Linked DNA regions of Mus musculus: regions 1, 2 and 3 are each linked to region 4. A link is a loop called in an ENCODE intact Hi-C map of the cell type or tissue named here. Cell type or tissue: heart. All regions are shown on one strand. Region 1 overlaps Cfdp1 (craniofacial development protein 1). Region 2 overlaps Cfdp1 (craniofacial development protein 1). Region 3 overlaps Cfdp1 (craniofacial development protein 1). Region 4 overlaps Bcar1 (breast cancer anti-estrogen resistance 1).

What was found. Peaks named below come from ENCODE experiments on the same cell type or tissue, not always from the same donor. Only the 100,000 strongest peaks of a DNase experiment are listed, where the experiment ranks them.
Region 1: a loop joins it to region 4, with 2.3 times the contacts of the local background. A loop is called at or near these places in 3 of 42 quality-filtered maps.
Region 2: it touches region 4 in a loop (4-fold over the local background); 24 of 42 quality-filtered maps call a loop at or near these places.
Region 3: a loop joins it to region 4, with 4 times the contacts of the local background. A loop is called at or near these places in 18 of 42 quality-filtered maps.

Annotation. Positions count from the first base shown.
Region 1 is chr8:111,760,880-111,768,879 of GRCm38, reverse strand. Cfdp1 (craniofacial development protein 1) reads left to right here. Exons shown (of 7, transcript NM_011801.2): 7 at 93-2,198. The coding sequence ends at 183. Among named protein-coding and RNA genes, the nearest start is that of Gm39252, 10 kb to the right of the region's middle. In heart, a CTCF peak has its summit at 4,133 (motif pointing left); no DNase peak of the experiment used is centred here.
Region 2 is chr8:111,821,855-111,829,854 of GRCm38, reverse strand. The region is part of intron 5 of Cfdp1 (craniofacial development protein 1); the gene reads left to right. Among named protein-coding and RNA genes, the nearest start is that of Cfdp1, 28 kb to the left of the region's middle. In heart, CTCF peaks have their summits at 4,440 (motif pointing right) and 5,328 (motif pointing right); no DNase peak of the experiment used is centred here.
Region 3 is chr8:111,808,162-111,816,161 of GRCm38, reverse strand. The region is part of intron 5 of Cfdp1 (craniofacial development protein 1); the gene reads left to right. Among named protein-coding and RNA genes, the nearest start is that of Cfdp1, 42 kb to the left of the region's middle. In heart, a CTCF peak has its summit at 3,104 (motif pointing right); no DNase peak of the experiment used is centred here.
Region 4 is chr8:111,709,593-111,717,592 of GRCm38, reverse strand. Bcar1 (breast cancer anti-estrogen resistance 1) reads left to right here. Exons shown (of 7, transcript NM_009954.3): 3 at 1,817-1,978; 4 at 2,194-2,310; 5 at 3,157-4,254; 6 at 4,903-4,992; 7 at 6,199-7,119. The coding sequence ends at 6,711. Among named protein-coding and RNA genes, the nearest start is that of Ctrb1, 23 kb to the right of the region's middle. RefSeq lists an enhancer at 1-1,388. In heart, CTCF peaks have their summits at 1,914 (motif pointing left) and 4,814 (motif pointing left); DNase peaks (open chromatin) are centred at 452, 842, 4,762, 5,152 and 1 weaker place; H3K4me3 peaks cover 1,108 bases; H3K27ac peaks cover 2,601 bases.

The DNA.
Region 1 (8,000 bases), 51 kb before region 4:
GTTTGCCCAAACCTGACTTACCCTGGGGTTGGAGCCATGCCGGGAGGCCTCTCCTGCCAGGTTGTACTAACACTGTTTTTGTCTTTATCCAGGTACATTGAGCGGAAAGCTTTTCTGGATCGAGTGGACCACAGGCAGTTTGAAATTGAGCGAGATCTCAGGCTGAGCAAAATGAAACCTTGACATTCTGGGAAGGATTCCTAGCAGCTGAATCCTATTGACAATGTGAGCTCCTCTGAGTGTCTGTGAAATACTTCCAGTGTTCCTCATCATGTTTCCAGCAAGTCCCTTTTTCTACGTTGCAGTTTGTTTAATGTATGTTAATTTCACCTGGCTTCATTCATTTTCCTTTTTAAAATTTGTCTTTTAAATAAACAAACAGAACCCTCTGTGAGGTTGGTGAGAGTAAGGGTGCCGTGCTCCTTCCCTGTGCTCTGCCTCTAAGGCTGAAGGCCAGCAGGCCCAGCCACCACATCTCAGACCTGTCTGTGATGGTCACAAGCCTCTTTAAAGTCAGCCTTTCCTGGAGACTCCTCGGGGGCTTCCTGGGGTGGCAGCTAACACTGAGTCTCTGGGCATTTGTTCTCAATGCATTCAGCTCCTCTCTTGTGTGAGATTCGTAAGGTGGGGACATTGGGATAAATTAACGCTAAGTGGCTTTTTGTCTTTTCCTATTCCCCTTTCTCCTTAAAAAAACAGTCTACTTCAGATATATTTTCTACCTCAGTAGTTCTTCAGGTTTTGGTCAAGGGACATTCTTTCCAGTAATGCTGCACACACCTAGAATCCCAGTGCAAATGGAAGACTGGCAAAGAACTGCTACAAATCTGAGGGCAGCCTGGGCTACATAGCTCCAGACCAGCCTGGGCTGGAGACTGAGAAATGGGGATGGGGAGTATATAAAGACCTCATGTTCTTTCTGCTCCTTAGGAGACTTCCCCACTCAGACTTCCTGCCTAGGAAGCGTTGAACACATTAAAGTCCATCGCTTGTTCCAAGAGCATGGGGACTGGGGAAAGTGGGCTTCAAAGACAGCATTCTGTTTCCTGCTCAGACCCAGCTCTGTGGCCTTACCACAGCTTTGTTTTCTGGCCTGTGGATGGCGTGAGTCACATCAGTCTTTCAGAGGGCTGAAGTGAGCTGATGCCAGCCTAAGGCCAAAGAACACTAGGTCACAGTGGGCTTCCTATCTAGGCCTTGGGTGTGGGGGCAGTATTTGTAGCAACCAAAACTGAATTGGTGACACCAGATGGCTAGCATCTCATTACCCAAAAAGGAAGTTTACAAGCTACATTTGAACTCCTGGTCTGTTCACATCCATCTGCAAAGGACAGTACAGGGGACACAGAGCATACCAAGCTGGCATTGCGGCAGATGGTCTCTTCTGAGACTTGGATGATGAAGGAGGTCCTTTAACCAGAACCAGCCAGAACCCCATTGGGATAGGACCTCCATGCCTGTAAGACAGGGGCCCACTTGTGTTCTGCCTGGCATGTCACCTGCTGCACTGGCCTGATGCTTCTCATGCTGTGTTGTGGTTGTGTGTACCCCAGCATCCCATCTCTGCAACCATGGCATCAATAGCTCAAGAGCCAACTCTGCCTGTATATGTAGATGCTCTTCGACCCTTAGGATAAAGGGCCATGCACTCATGGTAACTTGGGTTTTCCTCTCAGCAAAGGCCTAAGAGATTAAGAAGTCAGTGGATCAGTGAGACTTGTCTATGAGTGTCAGCCCTGCCAGCCCTCAAATAGTCTTTTCCATTGGTGGCCTGTTTTCAGTGTTCGTCACCTCTCTAGAAAAGGCTGTCTCTTTCTCCTGGGTGTGTCTATTCCCAGCTGGGCATATGTAACCCAGGTGATACTGGTTGGACTGACACTCAGGTACATGCACAAATCCAAATGCATATACCAATGTGTGTTAGCATCAGTAAGACGTAAAGTGGCCCCACAGTAGACCTGGGTCATCACACCGCTCTGGCTGCAGGGGAGGCTGCAAACGTGTGCATGTAGTGTTTCCCTCTCCTACACTGACAGTCTTTTCTAAAGCTGTCCCAGGAGAGTCAGGAGTTTGGAGATGAAAGCAGGTGGCCGTGTTTGGTGGTGGCTGAGCCTGGGAGAGGAGTGTGCACAGCCTTCTGTTCTTCGAAACGTGGATATGGACTTCAATTTTTCATAATAAAACATTTTCTAAAGTTGTCCAAGAGACACAGAATTGTTTTCTGTATAAGGAAGGGTTTTGAAGTGCTTCAGGCTGAGCCAAAACAGGGTGAGCAGGCTCCCAGCACACAGCCCTCTCTCAGGCCTGCAGGAGCACAGGAGAGGGGCTGTCTGTTGGGGGGACAGAGAAACGGCCAGCAAGACAGACAGACTGCCTGAAGTGGATGTGGTTATCCCCTAAACAAGTGACTCTTTCTCATAGGCATAAGCCACAGAGGCGCTAGGAATCTTTTCGGCCCTGCCTGGCCACACACTGGGCTGAGTATGAAGACTGCAGAATGGAGGCGGAGAACTACACAGGCGGGCACCTACAGGGACCCCTGAGGCAGATGTGGGCCACTTTAAGCTTTTTCTCTTGGTCAGTATGTACTCCCGTGCGAGCACATCAGAGTTCTTAGTGGGAATTGCTTTCTCAGCCACATTGTTAGCTGCCCTGCCTCACTTTCAAAAGACTAAGCCACCTTGGCCAATACCTGGCCTTCCTCTGTGGACCCTTGGTTCTGACCCCAGAACCTCTCTTCCCCACCAAAACCAAAAAAAAAAAAAAACAAAACAAAACAAAACAAAAAACCCAAACCTCTTTTCTGACAATTTGTTCAAACAGTGGCAGAACTTGGTTTGCATAGGAGGTGGTGCCCTTTATTCAGGAATTAGGAATTGTTAAGGAAATGCTTGTGGGGATGCATAAAGAATGAGTCCTATTTGTGGATGGTTTGGCGCCCTTTGTGGGTCTAATGGTCCAGTGCTCTCCTGGGCCCTCACCATGCTGCCGCCACCCCACCCCATCCGTTGGCTATGAGGTTTAAGAGCACTCACTGTTCAGCTGCTCTCCTGGAGCAGACTCTTGGGACCTGAATTCTCTGACCCTGCCCTGGCCTATCAGTCCTTTGTCTTCTCTCTGTCCCCGGTGGGTGTGTCAGAATTCCAAAGTATCTGGTACCTTCTATCTAATGGGAGGGGGTGGGCAGAGTGCCCTAAAGTAGTTTGAGGTCAAGTAATAAAACAAGCCTCTTTCTGTACCCTACTCACCTATTTCTTGGGGAACTTGGTGCTCTAATTAACAATTCTGCATAGGGCCTCTAGGGCCTTACAGAGACACATTAAGAAGTAACCTTGAGTGTGATATACACAGCTAAGGCAAAAGAAAGACATTGAGGCCCTGGCCAGCACTTAGCCAGGCCAGGCCTGTCGAGCATGAGAGCTGGGCCATGCGGCCAGTGAGCCAGATGGCCAGTACCACAGCAGGACCAGGACATCTTTGGAGAGACGTGGAACCAGGGTGCTTCCTCCGGACACAGTTGGGACTGGGAAGACGACTGAGATGACAGGCTCTCCAGATACTATGCTGTCTTGTGGTCCGTGAGGCAAACCGAATGTGTGTAGCTCGATCGCTGTGCTGTCTGTCAAGGGCAGGACACAGTAGAATACTCTAGCATGGGGGCTGGAGAGATGGCTCAGCAGTTAAGAACACTGACTGCTCTTCCAGAGGTCCTGAGTTCAATTCCCAGCAACCACATGGTGGTTCACAACCACCTGTAATGGGATCTGATGCCCTCTACTGTTGTGTCTGAAGACAGCTACAGTGTGCTTACATAAAGTAAATCTTTAAAAATAAAAAAGAGGGCTGGTGAGATGGCTCAGTGGGTAAGAGCACCCGACTGCTCTTCCAAAGGTCCGGAGTTCAAATCCCAGCAACCACATGGTGACTCACAACCATCCATAACGAGATCTGACTCCCTCTTCTGGAGTGTCTGAAGACAGCTACAGTGTACTAACATATAATAAATAAATCTAAAAAATAAATAAAAAAGAAGGGCTGGCGAAATGGCTCAGTGGTTAAGAGTGCCGACTGTTCTTCCGAAGGTCCTGAGTTCAAATCCCAGCAACCACATGGTGGCTCACAACCACCTGTAATGAGGTCTGCCGCCCTCTTCTGGTGTGTGAGAAGACAGCTACAGTGTACTAACATATAATAAATAAATAAATCTTTAAAAAAATTATAAGAAAGAAAAGCAGGCGTGGTGGTGCACACCTTTAATCCCAGCACTTGGGAGGCAGAGGCAGGCGGATTTCTGTGTTTGAGGCCAGCCTGGCCTACAAAGTGAGTTCCAGGACAGCCAGGGCCCCACAGAGAAACCCTGTCTCAGGGAAAAAAAAAAAAAAAAAACATTTTGGAGTATAGTATTGTGCCTTTTGGCAAGTTCCTCATAAGAGCTAGAAGTACTTAGGTGTACTGATAAGACATAGCTCATAGTTTGCAGCACACAGAGCTGGACAGGCAAGAGTGATTTGAAAATGATGCGCCAGCAGACCAGAAGGACCCAGTGTCATCAACAAACCATTGATGGTACCTTACTGTACCATCTCAGTCACCTGCTCCAACACACATGCACACACACATATTTATTTGCACATGACCTCTTAGCGATGCCTCATTTTCCACAGGAGGAAATTTGCCTGAAGTCACCAGGAAACTGACCAGGGCGCATATCCATCACATGGCTTCCCAGCACACTGAACAGCCTCTCAGTTCATACAGCTCCTGCAGCCATGTTGTTTGTGGGTGCTGGGGAATTCCTACTGGGAAAGGACTAGTGTCACAGGGCCAAGGAAGCTCTGAATATAGGCATGTCTGGGGTGAAGGGGACTGGCAGCTGACACTGCAACGGCAAGACTGTAGGAGTCACTTCCCTGAGGCCGCCCCAGCCGGGCCAGCATCTGAGACTGCTAAGGAGGTGTGTTGCTGTGATTCCTGAGTCTTGCCTGGGCTAACTGGTAGCCAGGTTTGCTCTCATTCCAACTCCACTATGCTAAGGGTAGGAGCTTCCGGATGTTGCCTGGCTCTCAGGAGTCAGGAGGGTGAGACTGGGACGCTAAGGAGAGTATCTTAGTGCCACTGCATCCTGCTTTAGAGTCCTCCGATTCAAAAACTTGTCAGGCATGAGTACTGACTCTGCCCACCTTATATGTTGTATTGAGTGAGACCCTCCCTCCAGGAACTGAGTTCCTGCAGTTAATGTACCTGGCCCCTCCTAAGAAGGCCAAGATTAAGGAAGAACACTTGAGCAATGCCTAAGTCTTGAGCAGAACTGCCTTTGATATGTGACTCTTTTTTTTTTTTCCCCTCGAGACAGGGTTTCTCTGTGTAGCCCTGGCTGTCCTGGAACTCACTCTGTAGACCAGGCTGGCCTCGAACTCAGAAATCCGCCTGCCTCTGCCTCCCTCTGCCTCCCGAGTGCTGGGATTAAAGGCGTGCACCACCACCACCAGGTGATATGTGACTCTTTTGGGTTCCTTTTTTTTGTTTGTTTGTTTTTTAAAGATTTATTTATTTATTATATGTAAGTACACTGTAGCTGTCTTCAGACACTCCAGAAGAGGGCACCAGATCTCGTTACGGTTGGGTGTGAGCCACCATGTGGTTGCTGGGAATTGAACTCAGGACCTTTGGAAGAGCAGTCAGTGCTCTTACCCGCTGAGCCATCTCTCCAGCCCTCTTTTGGGTTTCTAATCCCAGACAAGCACCAGCACTGGCGCGAGAAGCCAGAATTACTGATAATCATAAAAACCTGGAGATTGTGAGCTTTCTTCTCTACCTTCAGGGTCTGCCACTAAACCTGTGAAACTAAAGTAGACTAGATTTAAAGGAGGGCAAAGGAGGAAGTACGTTCAAGTTCTAGATGCTATAGTTACATGAATATGGAAGTCCTCACAAGAAATGTGCAAGATGCCCCGGTGTGTAAAGGCATTTACCAGCAAACCTGATGACCTGAGTTCGATCCCCAGGAGTCCACATGATAGAAGGAGAGAACTGATTTCTACGAGTTGTTTACCGACAAGACACATCCACGCATGTTATATGACACATGCATCATGCACAAATACAAATAAATGGGGAAAAAATGCCTTAAAATGTGACTTCCCAAGAAAGTGCTTAAGTACTGAATTGGAGCAAAATTAAATTATGACCGTGTGTCAAGGCAGAGGGGCCTGGGCTAGGTAGAGTTGGGTGGAGAGTGATGGAGGGTTAAGGGTTTGTCCAGACTTGGTCTATACTGATGATTAAAAACGGCTGCTTCTCATATAGGAAGGATACATTTCACAGAGACTCTCATCTCCTGCTTTTAGGAAAAAGGACAGAATTGGGTGTGGAGGCATATGCCTGTGATCTTAGCACTCAGGAAACTGAAAAGAGAGCTGGAGACAGGGGGAAAGAGGACGGGAGAGAGTTCAGGTACCTCGACTGAAAGTAGAAATGCACCACAGTGAGTGTCTTTAAATTTTCTTTTCTAAACTCTGCTACCCAGGCCTCAGCCAAAGGATGTGCTGTGGTGAAAGAAGCAATGACCAGTGATTCAGTAGAGTGAGGGGGCCTCATGTATGTACCTCAGTACACAGGACACAGGGGCCTTGCACAGAGCAGGAAAGAAGAGACCTAAGGAGGTCCCAGTGATGATGGTTGAAAACACACGTGTTCATGTTCATCATTGTGAGGATGTCACATAACAAGGAACTTTGATCCCCATTATCAAATAGTTTTCTGTTCTGTTAATTTCACCTCTTTTTTTTTTTTTTTTTTCTTTAGTTTTTCGAGACAGGGTTTCTCTGTGTAGCCCTGGCTGTCCTGGAACTCACTTTGTAGACCAGGCTGGCCTCAAACTCAGAAATCCCCCTACCTCTGCCTCTCGAGTGCTAGGATTAAAGGCATGCGCCACCACTGCCTGGCATAAAAGTTAAAAAAAAAAAAAAAGTTATATAGCTAGGAGCCAGTCAGTGGCTGTGCACACCTTTCACCTTTAATCCTAGCACACCCAGGAGGCAGAGACAGACAGATCTCTAAGTCTGGGGCCATTGCGGTTGACAGTGCAGTATTCCAGGACAGCCAGGGCTACATAGAGAAACCCTTGTCTTGAAAAAACAAAAGCACACAAAAAAGGTAGCTAGATGTAGTGGCAGTATTGAGAAGGCAGAGGCAGGTGGCTCTCCCTGAGTTTGAGGCCAGTCTGGTCTACATGGCAAGTTCCAGGACAGCCAGGGGCTATATAGAGAAACCACGTCTTTAAAACCTAAAAGAACACGCGCGCGCACACGCACTCACACTTTAGAAGGCAGATTTGAGGGGCTAAGGAGATGGCTTATCTGCCCTTGCTGCTGATCAGAAGCCCCAGATCCAAATCCCAGCACCCACATACAGGCTAACAATTGTCTGTAACTCTAATGGATCTTATGCAGGCACCAGCCATGCATGTGGTACACAGGCATAGCGTGCAGATAAAACACTCATACACATAAAATTAAAATAAATTTTTAAAATTTCAGAAGCAGACCTGAGGGGCTAGGGAGACAGCTCAATGGGTAACCAAAAGGACCTGAATTTGGATCCCAGCACTAACATAAAAGCCAGGTAAGACAGCTCATATCTGGATCTGAAGTATGACAGACAGACAGGGAGGGAGGGAGGGCCAGGCAGTTTCTGGAGCCCAGTGGCTAGGCTGTTTTTAAGTTGGCAAGTTCAGTGAGGCTGTCTCCAAAACTAAGGTGGGAAGAAACTGGGGAAGAAGATGTTACATGTCAGCCTCTAGCCTCCCTACAACGTGAGTGCACACTAGAGCACGCAAGCACACACTAGAGCACGTGAGTGCACACTAGAGCGCGAGAGCGCACACGCACGCGCACACAGGCAGGTTTAGGGCTGGCTGAGGATGCTGCAGAGACTGGGCCAGTCCAAGTGCCCCTTCCCAGAACAGCTGTGTTAGAATGTGTGCTAGTCAGTGGTGTGAA
Region 2 (8,000 bases), 110 kb before region 4:
CTGAATAATGGTGTTAAAGTGGTGTACATTGTAAGTGAGGGTACACTTACCTAGCAGAATTGATGACAACGGTATATTCAAGTCATTTATTTATGTGAGAAATGGTTCCAGGGAGACCCAGAGAGTGGGGTGAAAGGAAGAGAGGCCTCTCTCAGATACTGCTAACTAACTGCCTTTTTTGTTACATATCAGTGGTATTGATTGTCCTGAAGACTGGCTAAGCAGACTCTTTCTAAACAAATCTGGGCTGACTGGATATCATCAGCATAGGACAGTCTCTTTAAATTGAAGAGGATTCCTCCCAAACCTGAGCTGTACAGTCCTGGCATAGCCAAGGGTCAACATGGAGGCTCTGCTGACAAAAGGGCTGAGAAGGGTGACTACAGGAGGAGGGAGCCATCCTCAGGCTGCACGGAAGAGCTCCTGGGGTAGAGGGCAGCTGGGGAAAGGTGCTGTCACTGGCAGCTATTCTAGTGACTTTCTTACACAGGGGGAAAATGAGCTCTGACTGTGAAAGCTATAGTGGAATATACTAGAGTATAGAATATCTAAGTGTCTGAGTAAAAGCGCAGGAGTATGGGACATTTAAAATCTCAAGTGGCCCTTCAGGGCAGTCTGCTTGTTTTTCTGACCTGTGTCAGAAAACTGCTTGGAATGCCAAAGGAAGTCATCTGCTTTGGTGATTGAAAGTAGACGGTTTTTATCCTTGAAAACTTGAGAATCTGCAACAGATCCCACATGTATGGAAGGTCTTTTCGAGGGAAGAATTTTCAGGAGTCATCTAATATATAAGAGAAAAGTAATACAGTAAAATGTTTGCTTCCCCCAACCCCTTTGGGAATGGCTTCAGTTTATAGAAACTGTTTTCCTTTTCTCTAAACAGATTTCAGCAACACAGGAAAACCAGAGCAGACGAGTAAAACATCCTGTCGCACGTCCTTCAGTAACAAATATGGACAGATGCAGGGTGCAATGTTTGTAACTGAAAATGCATTTCCTCTGCATGTTTAAAATAGCCTGCTGCTTAGGCTATAAAAAGCCAGCGTTTGTGTGTCAGGAATGGAGCAAACCCTCTTTTAATTAGAGGACAGTATCAGGCTGTTACATTTGGTAGCGCAGTGCACAATGCTTACTGTGTCTAAATTCCTGTGGCTTCATCATCTAAGCCTCTTGATCTCTCTCTTCCTCTGCGCACTGAATTCTGCATCTAGCTTACACCAGCTGGCTGGGCTTCAACCCCACACTTGCTCTTTTCTTCCACTCTAACATGCGTTACTTACCCCGTTAGTCTCATTGGAACTCACAGTCCTTGCGAAAAGCACTGAGTTGTTTTTCCCATGTGGTTTTATCTTGTCTTGCCTCTTGGACATAGAAAAAAAGGCTTTATTGTTGAATCTCAAACAACCTCCTGGTGGTATCAGATTAGGCAGTGTTTGTCCCAAAAACAAAAGATTTGTCATAGATCCGTATGAAGATTTAAGTCTCAAATTGGATAATGGACTGGATAATGGACTGCAATCCTAGTATCTAGAAGTGAAGGCAGTAGGATCTGTGAGTTCAAGGCCAGCCTTGACTACATGGTGAGTCTATGGTCCATCTGGACTACATAAGATTTTTTCACTGAGCCTGGCAGTGGTGGCGCATGCCTTTAATCCCAGCACTTGGGAGGCAGAGGCAGGGGATTTCTGAATTCAAGGCCAGCCTGGTCTACAAAGTGAGCTCCAGGATGGCCAGGCCTACACAGAGAAACCCTGTCTCGAAAAAAAAAGAAAAAAACAGTGTTTTGTTTTGTTTTGTTTTGTTTTTCACTGAAAACCAGCAGTAAATAACACTTGATCCAGTGGTTTGTCAGTTGTCGTTGTCTCTGACTCTCCCAGGAACCTCACATTTGTAGATAGTTTTCTTTCTAAACAGCTAATGTGATCTTTCCCAGAGCCCTCAGAAGTTGGTAATTATGAACTTAGCTTATTTTTAGCTTTTAAATAAGCATAATTATTGAGTTTTGATAAAGAGCAGTGACCACTTCTCTCAAAGTAATAGAAATCAAACAGCCACAATATTGGGAGGAAATGTTTCTGGAATTTGACTGTCTTAGTTTTTTAGGCTTGGTTTTTGTTTTACTTTTGGATATGTTCATATTTTTCTCTCCCATGACATGTTTACAGTTGAATGTATATTAAAAGCCTGCATACACTCTAGAGCTGAGTCCCTTGAGTGGTTCAGTTCAAGAAGCAAGACTTCCAGCAGGGTCCCAACAGAACTGTCTAGGATATCATGAATGAAAGTTTATTGGTACTTACTAACAATAGAGGAAAATAGATACTTTAGCAAACATGACCTCTGATATGAGAGATCAGAAAGTGATTTTTTGTAAGAAAGCAATGCATTGTTTGTTTAGAAGTGTGTACTTGGAATGTTTGTTTGTTTGTTTGTTTGTTTTAATTGCAGAATCTTACTATATAGCTAGGCTGACCTCAAGCCTGTGATCTTTGCCTCAACCTTTGAGTGCTGGGTTACAGGTGTGTGTTACCAAACCTGGCCCAAAACAAAACAAAAACAACTAAAAGCTTTAATGAGACTAAGTGTGACACTATGTAATTTATCAATTTGAATTTTACCACTTATTAGTTTGTGGCATACACACAGGATATATCCATCGTAATGGGCAGCTACAACACTAGACCTGTTACCAGTTACTCTGTCTTTCCAAACCCACTCATGGACTTTCTGGTCCAGGTTTGTTTATTTTAACGTTTCATGAATGGAATCCCAATATTTCCTTTTGTTCTTTTTAGAAGATGTATTTATATAATTTATATGTATGAGTGTTGGCCCACATGTATGTCTGCCCGTGTGTGTATCTGTGGGAGCTAGACTGTTAGAGTCCTCAGAACTGGGTCTATGTGGTGATGAGCTGTCATGTGGGTACTCAGAACAGACCCTCGGGGTTCTGCAAGAGCAGCAAGTCAAGCCCGGTGGCGGCGGCGACAAACCTTAATCCCAGCACTCAGGCAGAGGCAGGTTCGAGGCCAGCCTGGTCTAAGAGCAAGTTCCAGGATGGCCAGGACTGCACAGAGAATCCCTGTCTCGAAAAATCAAACAAAAGGCAGCTCATCCTCTTAACCACTGAGGCTCCTCCCAGGCCCTGTCTGGCTCCACTGACTTCTTAACATAACATCTTCAAGGTTTATTTATGCTTCAGCATCTCTCTATAATTTACTCTTTTTTTAAATCTCCTTTGTAGACTAATGTAATTGTAAGATTGTACTCCAAGCCGGGCAGTGGTGGCGCACGCCTTTAATCTCAGCGCTTGGGAAGCAGAGGCAGGTGGATTTCTTCGTTCAAGGCCAGCCTGGTCTACAGAGTAAGTTCCAGGACAGCCAGGGCTACACAGAGAAACCCTGTCTCAAAAAACCAAAAAAAAAAAAAGAAAAGAAAGAAAAGAAAGAAAGGAAGGAAGGAAGGAAGGAAGGAAGGAAGGAAGGAAGGAAGGAAGGAAGAAAGAAAGAAAGAAAGAAAGAAAAGATTATACTCCATTTTGTTTATGTGGGTGCTAATTAATGGACTTTGGGTGGTTTTTATTTTTGGCTATTGAAAATGTTTTGTGGACATTTATGTACAAACTTTTTTGTTATTGGGTGTTTTCATTCCTCCAGGGTATATCCCTACAAGACTTTGTAGATTAGCAGTAGCTAGAACAAGCTCTATTTTTCTAAAAATTTTAATCTGTGTTTATTGGTGTTTTGCCTGTATGTGTTTTTGTGTATCATGTGCCTGGTGCCCACAGAAGCCAGAAAATGTTACGATTCCTTAGAGAGTGGAGTTAAAGAGATGGTTTTGAGCCACCATGTAGGTTCTAGGAACTGAACCTGTGTCCCCTGCAAAAGCAGTCAATGCTTTTAACCACTGAGCCATCTCCAGCCTCCTTTCATACTTTTAAAGTGTTCTTTAAAAAAAAAAAAAAAAAGGACCTCTAGCTGGGTGTGGCTACTGAAGTCTTTAATCCCAGAGTTTGGAAGCCAGAGGCAAGAAGATAGATTGCTGCAGGTTTGATGCTGGCTTGATCCACACAACTAATTCTAGGCAAGCCAGGGATGTTAGCAAACCCTGACTTAACAAAATAACACAAGAACAAAAGAACTGTGTGTGAAGTCTTCACAAAGTAAAATTAGAGAGCCGGAGAGGTGTGTCTGTACTGTAGACCATGTTTGTTGTGTTCTTAGGTCTGAGCTGTGCTGCACTTCTCAGGGTGTGAAAACACTGCAGTGCTTTCAACAAGCCTTTTTGCATGAGTAGAGCAGGCGTGGAAAGTTACTGCGCGTGCAGAATTCACCCAGCTTAAGGGTGGGAATGGTTTGTGAAGAGAGCACTGTGATCATCTAGAGAGGACTAAAGTCTGCTGGTTAGTGACAGCAGTGAGCGCTGAGCATGCACTAGAGGGCAGAAGTCACCCTGGGAAAGCAAGCACTCAGGCACACCAAGCCGTTCTAAGACTGGACGGTGCTATTTATTTTTGTCTGCCTAATTAGTCTTTGATAAGAGATTTCTTTGTTTTGTTTTCTTTAATATATCTAGATATATTAAATTACAGTTTGGTTTATTTTCAGCTCTGCTTTGGAAAATTATTTTTCCCTCTCATTTCTGTAACACACAGTTTTATTTGTGGAGATTTTTTGTTAATTACAGATAGACATGCTAACATGGCACAGCCGTGAAGGTGCTTGTTGTCAAGCCTCATGAGAGAAGTGTCCCTCACGAGTCGTCCAGTGGCCTCCACACACAGAGTGTGGTACTCATGATCGTCTCCCTCTGCCCCAACAGAAAAAAATAAATATAAAAAAATTAAAGAGAGAAATTGTGCGCCGCCTCAGGGACTGCGTTATTAATACTGATCCTTTGCAAATACTCTGCTGCTCATCCCCGCGTGTTTGTGTGGAAGTTGCTGTACTCATCTGTTCTAATGTCAGGGAAGCACACCGTTCACTTGGAGCAGACAGTCTGTGTCTATGTTCTCACCAAAGTTCTGGTCAAAGAATCTTGGTACTATTTTGTGGATGGTTATGAGCATATAGCAAGACTCACATTTATTAAATTTGTAATTTCTTGTGGATTTTTCTTACAGGAGAGGCTGAGCAGTTGTGTTCTAATTATTTTGGTTGAGGATGAAAACGAGGCTGACCTGCATTCGTTATATCCAGTTACATGGTCCGGGGCTCTTGCCAAAACCCCACTACTCAAGCAAAGCTATTGTAAATGCAAGATGAAACAATTAAAAAAAATGTTTTTAAATGTATTTAATATGAATGCTCAGCTGCATATACACCTGGAGGCCAGAAGAGGGCATCAGACTCCCTTATAGATGGTTGTGAGCCACCATATGGTTGCTGGGAATTGAACTCATGACTTCTGGAAGAGCAGCCACTGCTCTTAACCTGTGAGCCATCTCTCCAGCCGGAAATAATTTAAAACTTTGAAAACAGATGATATAGAAAAGCCTACAGAAGCTGGGCGTGGTGGTGCACGCCTTTAATCCCAGCATTCGGGAGGCAGAGGCAGGTGGATTTCTGAGTTTGAGGCCAGCCTGGTCTACAAAGTGAGGTCCAGGACAGCCAGGGCTATACAGAGAAACCCTGTCTCGGAAAAAAAAAAAAAAGTTTGAGGAAAGCCTCTTTTACTATGGTTAATTTAAGTGTCAGGTGGGTCCCTTACTCCCTTCTCTTCATAAGGCGAGCCCTGATGTTATACCAAAAGCCCCCCAACCCCCAATTAAAACTTGTACTGAGGACGAGTGAGGTGGCTGAGTGGCTGAGCAGGTAGCTGTGCTTGCCATGCCAGCCTGACCACCTAATCCTCAGTGGAAGGGAGAACCGCCTCCATCCACAAAGCTCCCTGGCCTCCTACTGTGCACTGCAGCGCTACTCACCTGCACACACCTACACACACACACACACACACACACACACACACACACACACACGAATAAGTAAGAACTGTAGAAGAAAGGCATCCTTAAACTGGGTAATGGTGGCGCACCCCTTTAATCCCAGCACTCAGGAGGCAGAGGCAGGTGGATTTCTGAGTTGGAGGCCAGCCTGGTCTACAGAGTGAGTTCCAGGACAGCCAGGGCTACACAGAGAAAACCTGCCTCAAAAACCAAAAGCCTCTTTCCATTCCAGCAGTTCCCCCGCACATCCCTTCCCTGTGTACACTGTGCTCTTGCTCATGCGGGCCCAAACCTCAGAGTTCTTCATCCTCTCTGCCCCACTTTGCACCCAGTCCAATAAGTTCTTTTAATTTTGTCATTTTAAAAATCATTTTATTTATTTACATTCCAGATATTGCCCCCCTTCCCAGTCCCCCTCCCACTGTTCTTCATCCCATTCCCCATCCTCTTTGCCTCTGAGAAGGTGCCTCCCTCAGCCCCAGGCACCCCCCTTCCCTGGGGCCTCAAGTCTCTACATGATTAGGTACATCTTCTCCAATTGAGGCCAGACCAGGCAGTCCTCCGATATATATGTGTTGGGGCCCTTGGACCAGCCCATGTATGCTCTTTGGTTGGTGGGTTAGTCTCTGGGAGCTCCCAGGGATCCAGGTTAGTTGATACTGTTGCCATATATATCCCTATAGGGTTGCCATCCTCTTCAGTGCTTTCAATCCTTCTCCTAACTCTTCCATAGGGGTCCCCGACCTCAGTCCAATGGTTGGCTGTATCTGCATCTGTCTCAGTCAGCTGCTGGTAGGGCCTTCTCAGAGGACAGCCATGTTAGGCTCTGATCTGCAAGCACAACATAGCATCAGTAACAGTGTCAGGCTTTGATGCCCTCCTCCCCCACAAGGAGATGGATCCCAATTTGTCCCAGTCACTAGACAGCCTTTCCTTTGCTTTCTGCTCCATTTTTGTCCCTGCGTTTCTTTTAGTCAGGAACAATTCTGGGTCAGAAATTTTGACAGTGGGTTAGTAGCTCCGTCTTTCCACTTGGGCCCTGTCTAGTGGAGGTAGTCTCTTCAGGTTCCCTCTCCCCACTGTTGGGGATTCGGCTAAGGTCACCTCCATTGAGCCCTGGGAGTCTCTCACATCCCAGGTCTCCCCACCTCACCCCCAGAAGCTGCATATTCCAGTCATTCTCCTGGCCCTCTGGCCTTCTCTCCTGTTTCCACCCCCATCCCTTTCCACTCCCCCTCTCCATCCCCACCCAGGCTCTCTCTAAGTGAGACCGAAGCATCCTCATCTGGGCTTTCTTCCTCCTCGAACGTCTTACGGTCTGTGGATTGTACCGTGGGTATTCTGTACTTTTTGGCTAATAGCCACTGCTCAGTGAGTATGTACCATACATGTCCTTTTGGGTCTGGGTTAGCTCACTCAAGATGATACATTATCTTTCAGCTTGGGTGTAGATTTTGTTTTGTTCCTTAAATCTGAGATTTTAGAACTTTTATCTGGCTAGAAAAATTCTCTGGCATTCTGACTATTGCATCTTTTGTGTTCTGTCTCCTGGAATTCCTGTTAGGCAAGCAGGTTTCCTTTCTGTCTGTGAATCGGTTAACTTCTCTTTGACGTCCCGCTCATTCTTTCTGAACTGCTTTTTGCTTGTTTCCTGTGTCTTCACTGTTTCTTCAACACAATCTAAACTTAATTTCAGTAACTGAGTTTTCCATATTTTAGAAATCCCTGTTTAGTCTTCACATTTGCTTTTTCATGGGATCGTAATCTGTTTGTTTTTGTTCAAGACAGGGTCTCTTTGTGTAACCTTGGTTGTCGTGGAATTCGCTCCGTAGACCAGGCTGGCCTCAAACTCAGAGATCCACCTGCCTCTGCCTCCCGAGTGCTGGGATTAAATGAAGGCATCTGCCACCATTCCCAGATAGGATCTTACTCTTAAAGTCTTGCTTTCTGTGTGCCACCATTTTAAGTATATTTCCTTTGTGACCTCTAGCTGAGGGATCTGTATTAGAAGGTAGTTTTGGGTTATGCTGCTATTCTGATTTCTCTTTTATGATGG
Region 3 (8,000 bases), 99 kb before region 4:
CTGGCTGGAGATTGTGTTCTTTCTAACATGTGTTCTGATTCTGGTTGGATCCAGTAGGTAATTGAGCATTACTTCCTTAGAGAACTTATCTGTGTATTTGAAGCCAGCTGACTAGTCTACTGAGGTTGATCAGCAACCGTCGTGTAAGCACGGATGTGTTCCCAGCCCTCAGTGTAAGACAGCCATGTGCACACACACACACAAGTGGTGCTGCCACTGGAGTGGTGAGTCTTACTCACTAGGTTCTTAGTCCTTGTCGCTCTCTAGACTGAAGTCTCGGAGCTGTTGTTGTGGGCCTCTTGGATTTTACAGTAGAGGGAAGAGTATGGTGTTGCTGCTTCCTTTGGAAGAAGAAGGGAGAGTGTAACTTTTGTGCTTTGGACTGGATAGACTTGGCTGGTTCAACTTCGCTTGATTTCTTAGATGAAAAGATGAAATCATAACTCCTAGCATCCTAGAACTGTTGTGAGAGTAAAATGAGATAGAGTATCTTAATACACATTTTGGTCCAGAAGAGCTCAATAGAAAGTACTTTTCTGGACCAGCAAGATGGCTCAGTGGATAAAGGGGTTTGCTGCCAAGCCTGACAACCTGAGTTCCATCCCCAGGAATCACATGGGAGAAGGAGGGTAACTGACTCCTGCCAGTTGTCTTCTACATATTGCTGTGGTACGCACAGACGCACTCATGTGCATGCACATACATACACACAAATAAATGTAACTTTAGTTTTTTTTAAACTGTAAAGAATTATTTTTGTAGTTGGGCGTGGTTGTACACCTATAGCCCCAGCACTCAGGAGGTAGAAGTAGCAAGGTCAAGAGTTCAGGGTCACTCTAGACAACATAATAGCCTCTAGCCTGGGCTAAAGCAGGGGGCGGGAGCTGACTCAGTGGGTCGGGTCAGGGCACTTGTTCCTTAAGGCTGAGGACCTGAATCTGAACCCCCAGCATCCATATAAAAGCGGATGCCATGTAACCTAGCATTGGCAGGCAGAGACACACAGACCCTGGAAGGAAGCCTACCTGAAGTTGTGAGCTTCAGGTTCAGGGAAACCATGTTCTAAGGAGATAAGGGGGTGTGGGGGTGGGAGCTACCAGCACACACATCATATACCACATATACACATTTTTAAAAAAGATTTATTTTTATTTTATGTATATGAATGCTCTGTATGTACACCTGTGTGCCAAAAGAGGACATCCATCAGACCCCCTTATAGATGGTTGTGAGCCACCATGTGGTTGCTGGGAACTGAACTCAAGTGGAAGAGCAGCCACTGTTCTTAACTGCTGAGCCATCTCTCCAGCCCCATACATGTTAATTTTAAGAAAGAATTTTTCCCCCAGTTTCCTGTTTTCCTAGTTAACATTAGATCACAAAACTGGGAGTAGAGTTAGCATGTCTGTGGGATTTACATTAAAACCCATGTGCTTAGTGTTTCCAGCCTCTTCCTACTGGATTGGCCTTGTTGTACTTAGAGAACACTGAAACACTCTAAGGACCCCGCACTGCCTTTCCTTCTCTGTTCATTTGTAGCCGTGTTCGAGTTACTTTACTGGTCCTCCATTAGCTAGCGTTCCTATTGTCTGAGAGGGCAGTCCAAACAGGTTACTGTGGTCACAGTCACTTCTCTCTGTACTCTCCCGTCATAGAAATACATTTGACCTTGCTGTTCAAGCACATAAGCTACTGCTTTATGGCATAAGCTCTTTTTGAGATTAGAGTAACTCTACACATTGAAAACCTGAGTACTTAAGATAGTGTGCGAAGCAACACGGCAGCCTCCGCCTTACAACTTGTGTTTACGGCCAAATAATGCACAGCACTGTGTAGCTACTGGTAAAAGTGGTTTCCTTCACAGCACCTGTTAAAAAACCCTCATAAACACTACCGAAACGAGGCAGTAGGCACTAGTGTTTAGCAGCATTAAAAATGAACAAATGGCCTGGCTTGATGGCGCATGCCTTTAATCCCAGCACTGCGGAGGCAGAGGCAGAGGCAGGCTGATCTCTGAGTTGATGCTAGCCTGGTCTACAAAGTGAGTTCTAAGACAGCCAGGGCTATACAGAGAAACCGAGTCTCAAAACCAAAACTGAAACAAAGAACCCAAACCCAACCGACCTGTTGTAACTTCCGGTCTGTTTCAGTGTGTGATGCGACGTGTGCACGTGCACCTATGGAACTCACAACAACTCTCAGAAGTCACTTCTCCTTCCACCTTCACACGGGGCCATACTCAGGTTGCCAGGCTTACATGGCATCTTGTAATGAGCCATCTTGCCACCTTTCTTGGATGGTTTGTTTTTGTTTAAGGCAGAGTCTCACTATGTAGATCATGCTGTTCTCAAGCTCACAGAGATCCACCTGGGTCTGCCCCCCCAGTGCTGGAGTTAAAGTACTGCCCCACCATGCTCACCGTTTGTGTTTTGACACAAAGTCTCTTGTAGCTCAAGTTAGCCTAGGGCTGCTGATCTTCCTGCCTCTACCCTGAAGTGCTGTGATTACAGGCAGGTGAGGCCTCTTGGCTTAGCATACATGTTGTCAGTGCTTAGGGGCTAGGGAGATGGCTCGGCAAGCATAAGGACTGGAGTTGGGGGTTCACAGGAAGGAAGGCCTGGTACAGTGGCATGCTTTTATAATCCCAGCTCGTCTGGACTGGAGAACCCGTGAAGAACTGTGCCTCAAAACAAGGCAGGAAGATAAGGACAGATACCTGAAGTTGTCCCCTGACCTGTATATACAGGCACTTGCACTCCACACACACTCCACACACACTGTGAATGAATGAATGAATGTGTGTATGCACACATAAGTGCTTAGGTTAGTGTTCTCAAACTGTTCTTAGGTCTCCTTTGTATTCAGATTCAGATTGTTAAGGGCACCTATTAGGACATTTACTGTATTAAGTTAAAATGGGAAAATTTAAAGGATTATTTTGTAATAAAATGGTAAACTCATCCCTTGTTAATGTGGCTAGTATAATTTCGTGTATATTTTGTAAAGCAGAAAGGACTCTAGTATAAAATGTGGAATTTTATATTTTTAAAATCTCCTTAGTATCTGCTTGCATAGAGGATGGCTCATTCACAGCTACCTAGCATTTCCACTAGATGTCAGAGTTATAATATATGCTCTGTGAAAAATGCCAGCATAGCTTGTAAGAGGAAAAGGGAAATATTGTCTAATTGTTGTCACAAAAAGGATTTTAACCTTTTCAACTCCCTGGAAAGATGTGAGGTCTCTGTAGGTCCCTGCAACACTGAGAACTGTAGTAGGTTTAGTGATAGCTCTTGGAGGCCTCATTGAAGGCAAAGGGTCCTTTGCTGGTTCAGAGGCAACAGAGAGTAGAGTGCAGACTCCATTTCAAATACCTTTTGAATATTTTGCTTTGTGTATTAATGGCCATTTTAGGGTTAATTATTAAATAAAAGCTTTATCTTCTGGCAAACAGGTGCTTTAAGTGATAGAGTGATGCTTGTGGGCGTGGTGCTTTGTTGATTTGTTTGATGTTTTGTTTTGTTTTGTTTCGTTTTGTGAGACAGCATCTCTCTCTTTAGCCCAAGCCAACCAGTAACTCACTGTGTAGTTCGGGCTAGTCTCAAATGTGAGGAAGTCCTCCTGCCTCAGCCTGATAAATGCTGAAATTACAACATTGCATCATCAGGCTGGGCTGCAGCCCTTTGTGTGGGTCACAATGCTCCCAGCCTTTGTTCTTCTTTCTGCATAGGTCCCAGATGAGCATTCAGGTTAACTGTGGAAAGTGGCTTCTCGGCTCACTTAAGGTGTGATGTCTTCTGTTCTAAAGATTGTGTGGTCACTTGGTGGGGGTGGCACAGCGCATTGAAGTGGTTTTTCCTAGATGAACACAGTGAACATCTTCCTCCCCCCGCCCCACACTTCCCTCCCTCTCTTCCTTCTCCAGTCTTTAGCTTTGTCAGAGCTGTTATGCAGAACATTTTACCAAGCACTGTATGCCTGGGTACAGGGGGCCTGGTGCTCTGTCTTCTTGTGATTCTTGAGTATTGTAGCTGACATGCCACTGGATTGCTGAAGTCGAGTGGCTGGATTTCAGAGCCAACAGTTTGCACATAAACTGTAAGACTGTTCATTGCCTCAAGACCCACGGCTGCCATAGTAACAGAATCTCAGCTGGACCTTTTGCTGCAGCCTTTGAGGTCCATTGAGAAGGCTCCTGCCCTTGCCTCTGCTTCCATGTAGTATCTTTGTTTAAAAGAAGAATTAGTTAGCACTTATCTATAAAACAGCCCTGTGGGATAGAAGGTTTGCTGTCAGAAGGAAGTGGGATTTGTGTCTAATGACTCAGGCTCACAATCCCAGCGTTCTGGAAGCCCCTCAGTGGAGAATTGACCTGAGTTTGAGGGCAGCCTGGGACACAATAAGACCTTGCTTAAAACAAACAAACAAACAAACAAACATCAACAACAACAAAATACACTCACACAAAAGTATAAAGGTCCCCAGCAAACAACTGTTTCCTAGTAAGTGACTCTTTTCCTTTTGACAGAACAGCACTGTAGCTTCTGCTACCCAACTTTAAGCTCCGGGCACACTGCACTACAGCCACAGCCCCGGAGCCACCCCAGATGAAACACACACACACACACACACACACACACACACACATTTTTAATATGCTTTTTAGCTCAATGGCTGGGCACTTCTAAGCCTGGTGTCCTTACCTCCAGTGCCAGCTCAACACCTCTGAATCTGCCCTCAGCTTAGTTGCCTGGTTACCTTCTCCTTGCTCAGCACCCTAAATCTGCCCTCAGCTTAGTTTGTGTTTCTAATTTCCTGTCTGCTACCCCAGGCCCAGGCGAGAAAGCAGCCAATGGCCACTCCACCTGAGATCTCTCATGGCTGGTGGCTCTCTCTCTCTCTGAAGCAGGGCAAATCCATTCTCCTCCTGCATCTTCTAGTCTTCTATCTAGCCTGCCTGTGGGAACCTGAAAGCCCCTCCTCTTCTGCCTAGTCATTGGTCATTAGCATCTTTATTGATGGATCAAGAACCAATTAAGGAACAGGACCTTCAGTTTCACACCCAGACTCCCTGCTCAAAGCATCAGAGCCACACCCTACCCAGCACCAATACAGGTTTGCTTGTGAGGGAAGAAATGAAGAGCTACAGGTAGTCTTATGGATGGTACTCAGAGTTGTGCTGTGGGCGAAGACTGGCTTTTCTTGTGCTGCACATTTTCTTGAACCAAATGAGCATATTTTCTAAAGCAAAACCATACCTACTTTAACAGTGCCTTTCCCCCATACTGGGATTGAATCCAGGCCTTACTTAGACTAGGCAAGCATGCTACTTCTCAGCTATACCCACAGCTCTTATTTTAGAGTACAGTCTCACAACACTGAGCCCAGGCTGAGCTCACACTCAGATCAGTATGCCATGCAGCACTATACATGGCCCAACCATATCTTTACTTGTTAACTTACTTCCAAATATATATTAATATCAAAGTAATATTACTTAATATAAAAACAAGTCAGCTGGGTGGTTGGGATGGCACACACTTGTAATCGTAACACGCAGGAGGGTGAGGCAAGAGGGTCATACATTTTAGGCCAGCCCAGTCTAATTCCATGAGATCCTGTCTCTAAAACGTTATGCTGTTGATGCAGTTACTAACTACTGGATAAAATTCTACAAGCACAACCCATTCTTAAGAAAAAGTTAGTTTGAGTTTGGAGTGATGGAATGTCAGTTAAGAACACTGGCTGCGGGCTGGTGAGATGGCTCATTGGGTAAGAGCACCCGACTGCTCTTCCAAAGGTCTGAAGTTCAAATCCCAGCAACCACATGGTGGCTCACAACCATCTGTAACAAGATCTGACGCCCTCTTCTGGAGTGTCTGAAGACAGCTACAGTGTACTTACATATAATAAATAAATAAATCTTTAAAAAAAAAAAAAAAAAAAAAAAAGAACACTGGCTGCTCATCCAGAGGACACAATTTCAATTTCCAGAGCCCATATGACAACAGATACCTGTCTGAAACTCTCAGTTCAAGGTTCTTTGTATATCTTCTTTAAAATGACTTCTTTGAGCTGGGTGTAGGTGGCACACACACATTTAATCCCACCACTTGAGAGGCAAAGGCAAGTGGATCTCTGTGAGTCTGAGGCTGGCCTGGTCTACAGAGTGAGTTCTAGGGCTACACAAAGGAATCTTTCTTGAAAAGATGACCTCCTCTCAGAAAACATCTACTATTTGATTTAATAAGAGGTGTGGGAATGATCAGGGGCTGCAGCTCAGTGATGGAGTACTTGCCTAACTCACAAAACCCTGAGTTGAGTGACCCAGCACACCAAAGTGGAGCATGGGCTGGCGGGGTTGGTGGGAAGAGAGGTAGGTTAACCACAAAATAAGTATTTTAATATTTTTGATGATATTTGCTGTTTTTTGAGACAGGGTCTCAATGTAGCCCAGGTTCACTTCAGATTCACTGTGGTGGTCTGCTTGTTTGTTTGTTTGTTTTCTTAGATAGTCTTGCCATATCTCCTGAACTAATCTGCTGTGTGCTGGGATTAAAGGCACCACCACTGCCTGGCTGTTTTTTTAAAGACAGGCTTTTATATTGTTCTCTTGGCTGTCCTGGAATTAGCTCTGTAGACTAGGCTCATGAAGATCCACCTGCCTTTGCCCCCAGAGGGCTGGGATTAAAGGTGTTACACCACCACACAGGGCTCCAGCCAATGCTCTTCCCCACTGAGCCATTTCTCTGGTCCTGCAAAACATAATTTTTAATGGTCCTGACTGTCTAGATTTGCTGGCTGTTAACCCTTGTAGGAGAATCTGGCAGAAGGTGAGTGCTAGAGGTTAGTCTTGGTATAGTGATGACAGCTTACAGGTTATAACTCCGCTGATACTGCAGGAAGGACTGGTTGAGTGGTTTTCAAAATGGCCATTTTGTCCTTCCTGTCTCCCCCTCCCTCTCCTCCCCTGGGTCTTTTTGCAGAGCTTGGTGCTAATGCACTGACTAGAATCTAACACTTAATCAACAGCATAGTTGTTTCCACAGAGCTTTGCTATTTTAGAACCGCGGGTGTGAATTATTCCCTGTTAATAGAACCTGGCTTCCCCTGCTAATGTGTGAGAAGCTAATGTGCACATTGCTCTAAATCAGCAGTTCTGATCTTTTTGTTCTTCTGGCCTCTTTCCACTCTTCAGAATTACTGAGCAGGCTTTATATATCTTATTTGTATTATTTTTAATTATGTATATGTCTGTGGGTGTGTGCAGGTGTGCATGGAGGAACCGCCCAGGTAATGGAACTAAACTCAGGTCATTTGGCAAAGCTGTATGCTCTCTTGACCATTGAACCCTCTCTCAGCCCTTGGCTGAGTTTTAATCTGTTGTTTATTGTAAATAAAATTAGACTTGAGAGAAAATTTAAATATTTGATAACTTTTCCTGTTTGTTCATTTTGCTTCTATGCTCAGCTTGCAGTTCATTTTTAATAATAATAATAAGTCTGTTGCATGTTAACATGATATATTTTTATTAGAAAAAAAACAGCACTGTTGTACACCTCTTTAATGTCTGGCTTACTATGGCATAGCTGGCCTCACATCTGTGTGAGCATGTGATCTGCCCTGACAGATTGCTCTCTGCAGCCAGGTAGTTGAGAAAGGAGCATTTTAGCGGGTTGGATGATGTTGGCAGGTTGGATGATGTTAGCGGGTTGGATGATGTTGGCGGGTTGGATGATGTTGGCGGGTTGGATGATGTTGGCGGGTTGGATGATGATGTTGGCTGTCCTGTGCTGCTCTTCTGATGCTGGCCGACATCACTGGATAGCTTCAGTAAGTAACATTGATTATTATACAGCCAATTTCCTCAGAAAACTGAAGTGCTGGGAGGCTGTCCAGCACACAGTCTTATGTACAAAGTTTTCAGAATGCTAAAGCTCACAGTTTGCCATTGGCAACCAGTGCTATCAGTCATTCTTGAAGTGACAGACTTAGTTCAT
Region 4 (8,000 bases):
GAGCTGCTCTTCTTCCCTGCTTTCTCTGTTGAGCAGTAGCGAAGCCTTTGCTAACAGAAAATTCCTAACGGAAAAATGTTAGCTAGCCAACATAGCTGCTTACTGTCACCTGACTCGGGTGTAGGAATAGGAGCTCCCTTTGACGTTAGACTAACCACTGGGGGCTGAGGTGAGAGCCTCTGGCCTGGGCTTGCAGCTCTGACTACACAAGGCCCAGATGGCTGCTGGCAAGGCAGGGGTGCTCCTGGCTTGCCTCTGAGAGGTGCACTGTCTGCCCCTTTGGGGTTTGAATTCCCACCTAGGAAGCTTTGGGCCTAGAGAAGCCTCAGGCCTTGCCACAGGCTTCTCTAACCTGCCACGTCCCTCCAGCTCCAGTCTGCTCTGCCATGGGCAGGTTCCAACATCTAAAAATAACCCTGGAGGGGACTCAAGGCTGGGGCCTGAGCAGGGAGATGAGTCTGGAGAGGCAGCTGCAACTCCGCCCCCAGGCCCTGTTATTGGTGGCTAGGGACACCACACAGAGGAGACCCTGAAGCTGCTACAGTGGCGCATATACCAGCCTGCCAGGCTGTCTGCCAGGAGAGCCCAGAAAGAAGCCCAGCTGGCCTGAATGTCAACTGCCTAGCTCAAATGTGCTGCCTGGGAGGTTGTCAGGCCTGGGTCTGCTGAGTGCCCCTGTGCCGTGTGGGGGCTGGGAACGGGGAGATGGCACTCGTGTGCCTGCCGAAGCTTCAGTTGGCTCCTAGGATGTCAAGCCTGAAGGAGGCAGGGTGTGTGTGGAGGCCCTGAGTCAGCCCTGTCCCAGACATCCCCTTTGATTAGAAAACAAAAGGCCTTTCTGTGGAGAAGGCTGAGCAGGGAGCCCCGTGGGGGAGGTTACCCTGAGCCTGCCTGGAGAATCTTGTGGGGGGGAGGCTGCCTGGCCCATTTCCATCCCTACCAGGCTGAATGCTGCTGTCAGGGGACAGCATGGTCTGGGGTTAGTGTATGAGCATCCCAGAGTATACCTCCTGACCCTGCTTCTTCTCCATACAGAGCCCTAGCTTTGCCATGGATCCAAGGGTCAAGGCCCTGGGGAGGAAGCGGCTGGCTCTCTCTGACCAGTGATTCCCACTGAGGGCTTACCCTTTCAGGTGGGCAAGGCAGCCATGGGTGTGGGTACAGAGAGCATAGGGTTGTGGTTCCACTTAGAATCCCTTTGCCATGTAGCTGACCTTATATTCTAGCCCCGTGTGTCTTTTAGTCCCACCAAGTATGCTGTGAGCAAGGGAAGGCTGCTTGCTACAACTGCAGGCAGCATTCTTTGCCTCCAGAGTCTAGAGGTGATGGTGATTAGGTCATTCTCGTGCTGAGCAGAACTTTCTGGGGCAGGGCAGCTAACAGGTCATATGTACCAACAGGCATGACACAGGAGCCCTGACATGGGGTCCTGCTGTGCTCAGGACTCCAGTGCAGGCTGCCCCTTGCTTGCTGGCATTGCCTCTGGAGCCAGGTCTTTGTACCCTTCCTGTTCCATTTTGTCGACTGTGTGTAACCATACTTGCACCCTATTCTGTGGAATCTACTGGGTTGTCCAACCATAGAGACTTCCTGTTTCGTGGCCCAGAACCAGGGAGCTCTGAACAACACCTAGGGGTGTCATTATAATTTCACAAACCCTGCATTTCACTGCAGAAAAGGAGCTCCCAGGGAATGAGAAGCAGGGCCTCGACGCCCACCCTTGCAGAGCCGCCTGACCCACCTCTCCAGGGATCTCCTGAGGGCCTGTGGGTGGATCCTAGGGCCAGAGGGACAACGGCCGGCTGTTTGTTCCCAGGTGGTGGTTCCTACGCGAGTGGGACAGGGCTATGTGTATGAGGCCGCTCAGACGGAGCAGGATGAGTACGACACCCCACGCCACCTGCTGGCCCCAGGTCCCCAGGACATCTATGATGTGCCCCCTGTTCGAGGACTGCTTCCTAACCAGTATGGCCAGGAGGTAAGCATTGGGGATCAGAGGCATGGGAGAGGGTGGGGACTGGGCCTTGGCCTTGCTCTGGGAGCTGCATTTTCTCAGCCTAGCCAAGGCCTGCGTAGCACAGCAGCCACAGCCTAGGCCCCTAAGGTGGGTTTCTAGGTTTCTGGGACCCACTGTATCCACTAGACCAGGTGCCCCTGATAGTGTGTCACTGTGCCTTCTTTTGTGCCCTCCAGGTATATGACACGCCCCCTATGGCAGTCAAAGGCCCCAATGGCCGAGACCCATTGTTGGATGTGTATGACGTGCCCCCTAGTGTGGAGAAAGGCCTGCTCTCGTCCAGCCATCATTCGGTAAGGATCACTGATGCTGAGGGCAAGGCTGAGCGTGTGCACGGGGCTTGGGCTGCTGTCTGCAGACCCTGGCTCTGCCCTTACTTGCTCTAGGGACAGATGAATGCCCAGGCTGTAGAGATGGTTCCGTGGTCAAAGCACTGTTTGCTCTTCTTGAAGACCCAGGGTCAGTTCCCAGCATCCATACAGTGTCTGGCTATTCTCTGTAACTGCAGTCGCTGGTGATCCAGTGCTTCTTTTTGACCTCTTGTCACCAGGCATGTGTGTGGTGCATAGACATACACATACAATACATAAATTAAGTTTAAGAAGAAAGTTGCCCTTCTGCGCCTCAAACAATGGCCCATTGCCAGGCCTTATCGTTTTATATGCTCTGAGAGGAATGAGCAAAGAAACCACAAAATCTGTCTTCCAAACTAGGACACTTGGGATGTGAAAGGGACCAGTAGTCATGTAGAGTTGTCTTAAGAGCCGAGTGGGCTATAACACCACGCCCAGCTAAGTGCTAAGAACAGGAAGTCCGTCAGTTCCTGCGAGGCCAGGTGATGTGGTGAGAATGGCAGAGGCAGTGTTGGCAGTATGGTAGCAAGTCTCCCCTATGTGTCTGCAGGTAAGAGGTGGACACTACACCTAACACAAACAGCCCTCATACTGTGGGGGAGTTTCCCATCTTTTAGATGAACAGCCAGGCACAGAGAATGAATTAGTCATCTAGCCCAGAGCTAGGCTCTTGACATAGTCGTTGTAGCTACGACTCATGCTCGATGTGTGCACCAGCTGCGTCTCGCATTCGGTTCCATCGCTGGACAGATGGACAAAGGCCTTAACCAGTACTTGGTCCCCTAGGTGTATGATGTTCCTCCTTCTGTGAGCAAGGATGTGCCCGATGGCCCACTGCTGCGTGAGGAAACCTATGATGTACCTCCTGCCTTCGCCAAGCCCAAGCCCTTTGATCCCACCCGACACCCACTGATCCTTGCTGCGCCTCCTCCCGACTCCCCAGCAGCTGAGGATGTATATGATGTGCCCCCCCCTGCTCCCGACCTCTATGATGTGCCCCCTGGTTTGCGGCGGCCTGGCCCTGGAACACTGTATGACGTGCCTCGCGAGCGCGTGCTCCCTCCTGAGGTGGCTGATGGGAGTGTAGTTGACGATGGTGTGTATGCTGTGCCCCCACCAGCCGAGCGAGAGGCCCCAACGGATGGCAAGCGCCTGTCGGCCTCTAGCACGGGCAGCACGCGCAGCAGCCAATCGGCATCTTCCTTGGAGGTGGTGGTGCCAGGCCGGGAGCCCCTGGAACTGGAGGTTGCTGTGGAGTCCCTGGCTCGGCTGCAGCAAGGCGTGAGCACCACCGTAGCCCACCTTCTGGACCTGGTGGGCAGTGCCAGTGGGCCTGGGGGCTGGCGTGGTACCTCTGAGCCTCAGGAGCCTCCCGCACAGGACCTGAAAGCCGCAGTGGCGGCAGTTCACGGGGCAGTCCATGAGCTCCTGGAGTTCGCCCGCGGAGCTGTGAGCAATGCCACCCACACTTCTGACCGCACCTTGCATGCCAAGCTTAGCCGGCAACTACAGAAGATGGAGGATGTGTACCAGACACTGGTGGTCCACGGTCAGGTCCTTGACAGTGGCCGAGGAAGTCCAGGATTCACTCCGGAAGACCTGGACCGCCTGGTGGCCTGCTCTCGGGCTGTGCCCGAGGATGCCAAGCAGCTAGCTTCCTTTTTGCATGGCAATGCCTCGCTGCTTTTCAGACGGACCAAAGCCCCTGGCCCAGGGCCTGAGGGAAGCAGCTCCCTGCACCCAAACCCCACTGATAAAGCCAGTAGCATCCAGTCACGCCCTCTCCCCTCACCTCCAAAGTTCACCTCCCAGGACTCTCCAGACGGCCAGTATGAGAACAGTGAAGGGGGTTGGATGGAGGACTATGACTACGTCCATCTGCAGGTGGGTGTTCACCCTGCCCAGTGCCAAGAGCTCTTGATTCTGCTACTGTTGTTGCGAGGACCCTAATACCTCAATCCCCCTCTCATCCCACACACAGAGGTCTGTGGTCAGAGGGAATTCAGACTCCAGGAGTGGCCACTGGTGAACCCTAGTGCCCTCCCTGTATCTTGCCCCATTTTTGGACTGATAATCAACATGGCTATGTCCCTGAGGATTGAAATGCTAACCAGATGGCTCCAGAAGCCTTGGGGATGGGCTTCTGTGGTGGCCATAGATGTAACTCATTCTGGGTGTAGTCATTCCAAGGAGACAGACACTGGGGTCCAGGGGAGTAGACAAGGGGAATGGGGAGGTGGGTAAGAAGAGACAACTGCATCCCACCTGCGTATGTGGGCGAAGGGCAGAGGTTGGGTTTGATTTCAGGTACGGGAGCCATCCCAGGAGGGCCATGGCCTTGTGGAGTGAGTGCATCCTGTGCCAGGGAGCCCTCCTGGGCCAAGCTGCTCCCTTTAGAAGCCTCCTCTTCCTGGGACTGGTGCACCTGCACTGCCACCTGGTGGTTTTCCAGCCCTTGCACCCGTGGGACCTGCTAGTTAGTGCCTCTGTCCCAGAAGAGACTTCTCAGTCCAGGTCTTCTCTTTGCTTTAGGGGAAGGAGGAATTTGAGAAGACCCAGAAGGAGCTGCTAGAAAGGGGTAACATCATGCGGCAGGGAAAGGGCCAACTGGAGTTGCAGCAGGTGAGGCTTCCGCTCTTCATCTCTCACAGTGATACCCACCAGGGATAGAGCCCTGTTTGCCTTCTGTCCAGCCAGTCACCATCCAGCATCATGGCCATCGCTGGCTTCTGGCTAATTAAAGATGTCAGTCTCGCTGTGTTGCCTCATCTTGAACCTCCGGAGCTCAACACCTCCCACTGCACCCTCTTTGAGTGGCTGGGACCACGGCTGGGCACCACCCACTCAGTCTGATGCGGCTCTTTTTGAAGCTGTCAGCAGAGAGCTGAGGCCGTAGCAGTTGATTCATTACAGGCACAGCAGTAAAACACAGATGTAGTTAGTGTCAGTAACGTACCTCGTAGAGAGCACAGAGCACTGTAGGACTAAACACTGGCAGCCAGAGTCACAGACGCTGACTTCCCACTAGTCAGCTGCTCTTCACAAACTGTGCCTCCCTGTGCATGCTGGAGATGACACTTGTGAGCTGTCACACTCTCCGCCAATGTTGTTCTTAACTCCTTTTTATAGGCCACATAATGCCTATTGTTGAATGTTTACATTGCATCCAGTTCTCTTTACAAATAACAGTGCTGTGTTTAGCCACAGTTTTCTACATATTTTGAATCCTTTCTCAGGGTAAGAAAGTATTTCTGAAAAATACTAAAGAAGTTCAGTTTTGATTGTGAAGATAACAACACAAAGTCAATATGAAAACCTCTCTCCCTGCTCCTCGTCCAGGTGTAGAGAAGGAAGGCCAGGGGTGGCGGCCAGGGGTGGCTGACCCCTGAGCTGGGCGGCTCACTGGGGGGCTTGCGGTTGGTAGGTGCTTCCCAGATGTGATGGTGGAAGTAAATGAGTCCTGTGTGAACTGCTTGGGATGTGCGTGGCACATAGCAGGTGACAAGGAATGCATGTCAATTAAAATAAGCCAGGCACACACCTGTAATTCCAGCACTCAGGGCCAGCCAGGATATGTGGCAGAATTCTCCTCCCTAATCATAGTTGAAATAGCTGAACATGTGTAGCCATGGAGTGCCACGTTTGAAGCCGCTGGCAATGCTGCTGCTGGTGATGCTGTCTTTCCTGTGCACTCCCAGCATGTCCTCAAGTGGCGATGCTGCGGATACTGGTGCTCGCTCTACTTTGGTGGAGTACTCTGCAGTCATGAGTACAGATTTTTGCACGTGTCTGTCTGCCGAGAGCCTAACCTTGTCCTGCCTCCCACAGCTGAAACAGTTTGAGCGACTGGAGCAGGAGGTGTCTCGTCCAATAGACCACGACCTGGCCAACTGGACACCAGCCCAGCCCCTGGTGCCGGGCCGGACAGGGGGCCTGGGGCCTTCAGACCGACAGCTGCTGCTCTTCTACTTGGAGCAGTGCGAGGCCAACCTGACCACACTGACAGATGCAGTGGACGCCTTCTTCACTGCGGTGGCCACCAACCAACCACCCAAGATCTTTGTGGCACACAGCAAGTTTGTCATTCTCAGTGCCCACAAGCTTGTGTTCATTGGGGACACACTGTCACGGCAGGCAAAGGCAGCTGATGTCCGAAGCCAAGTGACCCACTACAGCAATCTGCTGTGTGACCTCCTGCGTGGCATTGTGGCCACCACCAAGGCTGCTGCCCTGCAGTACCCATCCCCTTCCGCTGCCCAGGACATGGTGGACAGGGTCAAGGAGCTAGGCCACAGCACTCAGCAGTTCCGCCGCGTCCTGGGCCAGCTAGCTGCTGCCTGAGAGCAGAGGACCAGGATGTGAGGCTGGGGATGGGCAGCGATGCTCTGAGCTACCCAGCATTCATTCCTCTTGAAAACGGAGCTCCTGCAGGTTTGGGGACAGGTAACCCCAGCTCTGCCTTGGGCCTGGTGCCCTCAACTGTCCAGGGATTTGTACATATTTATATCAAGGCAGGATGTGGGATGCCTCCTCGGAGAAGCTGAGGAGCCCAGTAGGAGTGTACCGTGGGCTGGGGATCACCAGGATTGGTGCACATGGGCCCCAAACCTCAGGGCTCCCTGTGACAGGCAAGTACAGTGTGGTGCACACCTCTGCACCAAGAAAAACCCTAAAGAACTATTTTTCACTATTGATTTTTCCAATCATTTGACTAATAGTCTACATTTAATAAAATTTTAAAAATGCAAAGGAGCCTACAGAAATGCTTGAGACTGCCTCTAGGTGGGAAGGTGGATGTCTTTGACCCAACAAAGTGACTAGACGTGGTGAAGAGTTATGAACAGTAAAGTTTCTTCCCAGAATGTGGGTCCCTTCAGAACAAAATCAAGGCCCAAGGGACTGTGGGGAAGGCAGGGAGCTGGTCTGGCCAGGCAGTGTCCTTTGTGCCTGGGAGCATGTTATAGATTCAGGGCCTGAGACCCAGAGCAGCGAGATACCTTCTGGGTCTCCTGTACCCCAAGGAGAAAGTTTACAAGCCAAGGTACTGCACAAAACAACCTCACCTTCCAGTCTTTATCAGACTTAGCTGGGACACCCAAAGAGTCTTCCCTAGGTTAAACAAGCTGGTTTGAGACCTACAACAGTGTGCTGGGAGTTGTGGCAGCCTCTGGCCCAGAGGGAAGGCCAGAGTATATGGTTGGCATCCTGGTGGTCTCAGCTTAAACCACTGTGCATAGGAATGTGGGCCTCAGATTCATTACCCTATGTGAAGGAGGAGCTGGGCCTGCGAGATCTGCCACCGAGGAGCCCCATGGAGGGTGCCCAGTCTCCTACCCCATAGCTGCTGGAGAGCAGAATGGAAGGCACGAGCCGGGCAGTGGTGGTGCACACCTTTGATCCCAGCATTTGGGAAGCAGAGGCAGGCGGATTTCTGAGTTCAAGACCAGCCTGGTCCACAGAATGAGTTCCAGGACAGCCAGGGCTACACAGAGAAACCCTGTCTCGAAAAAAAGGCTGGGGGAGGCACAAGTATTTAAGTCTCTGGGTGCCTCAGCAGGGGAAGGGTGTGTAGGATTTGGTAGTGTTTGTACAGTTGCTTGGTTTTACTCATTAACTCAGGTCTAGGTTCA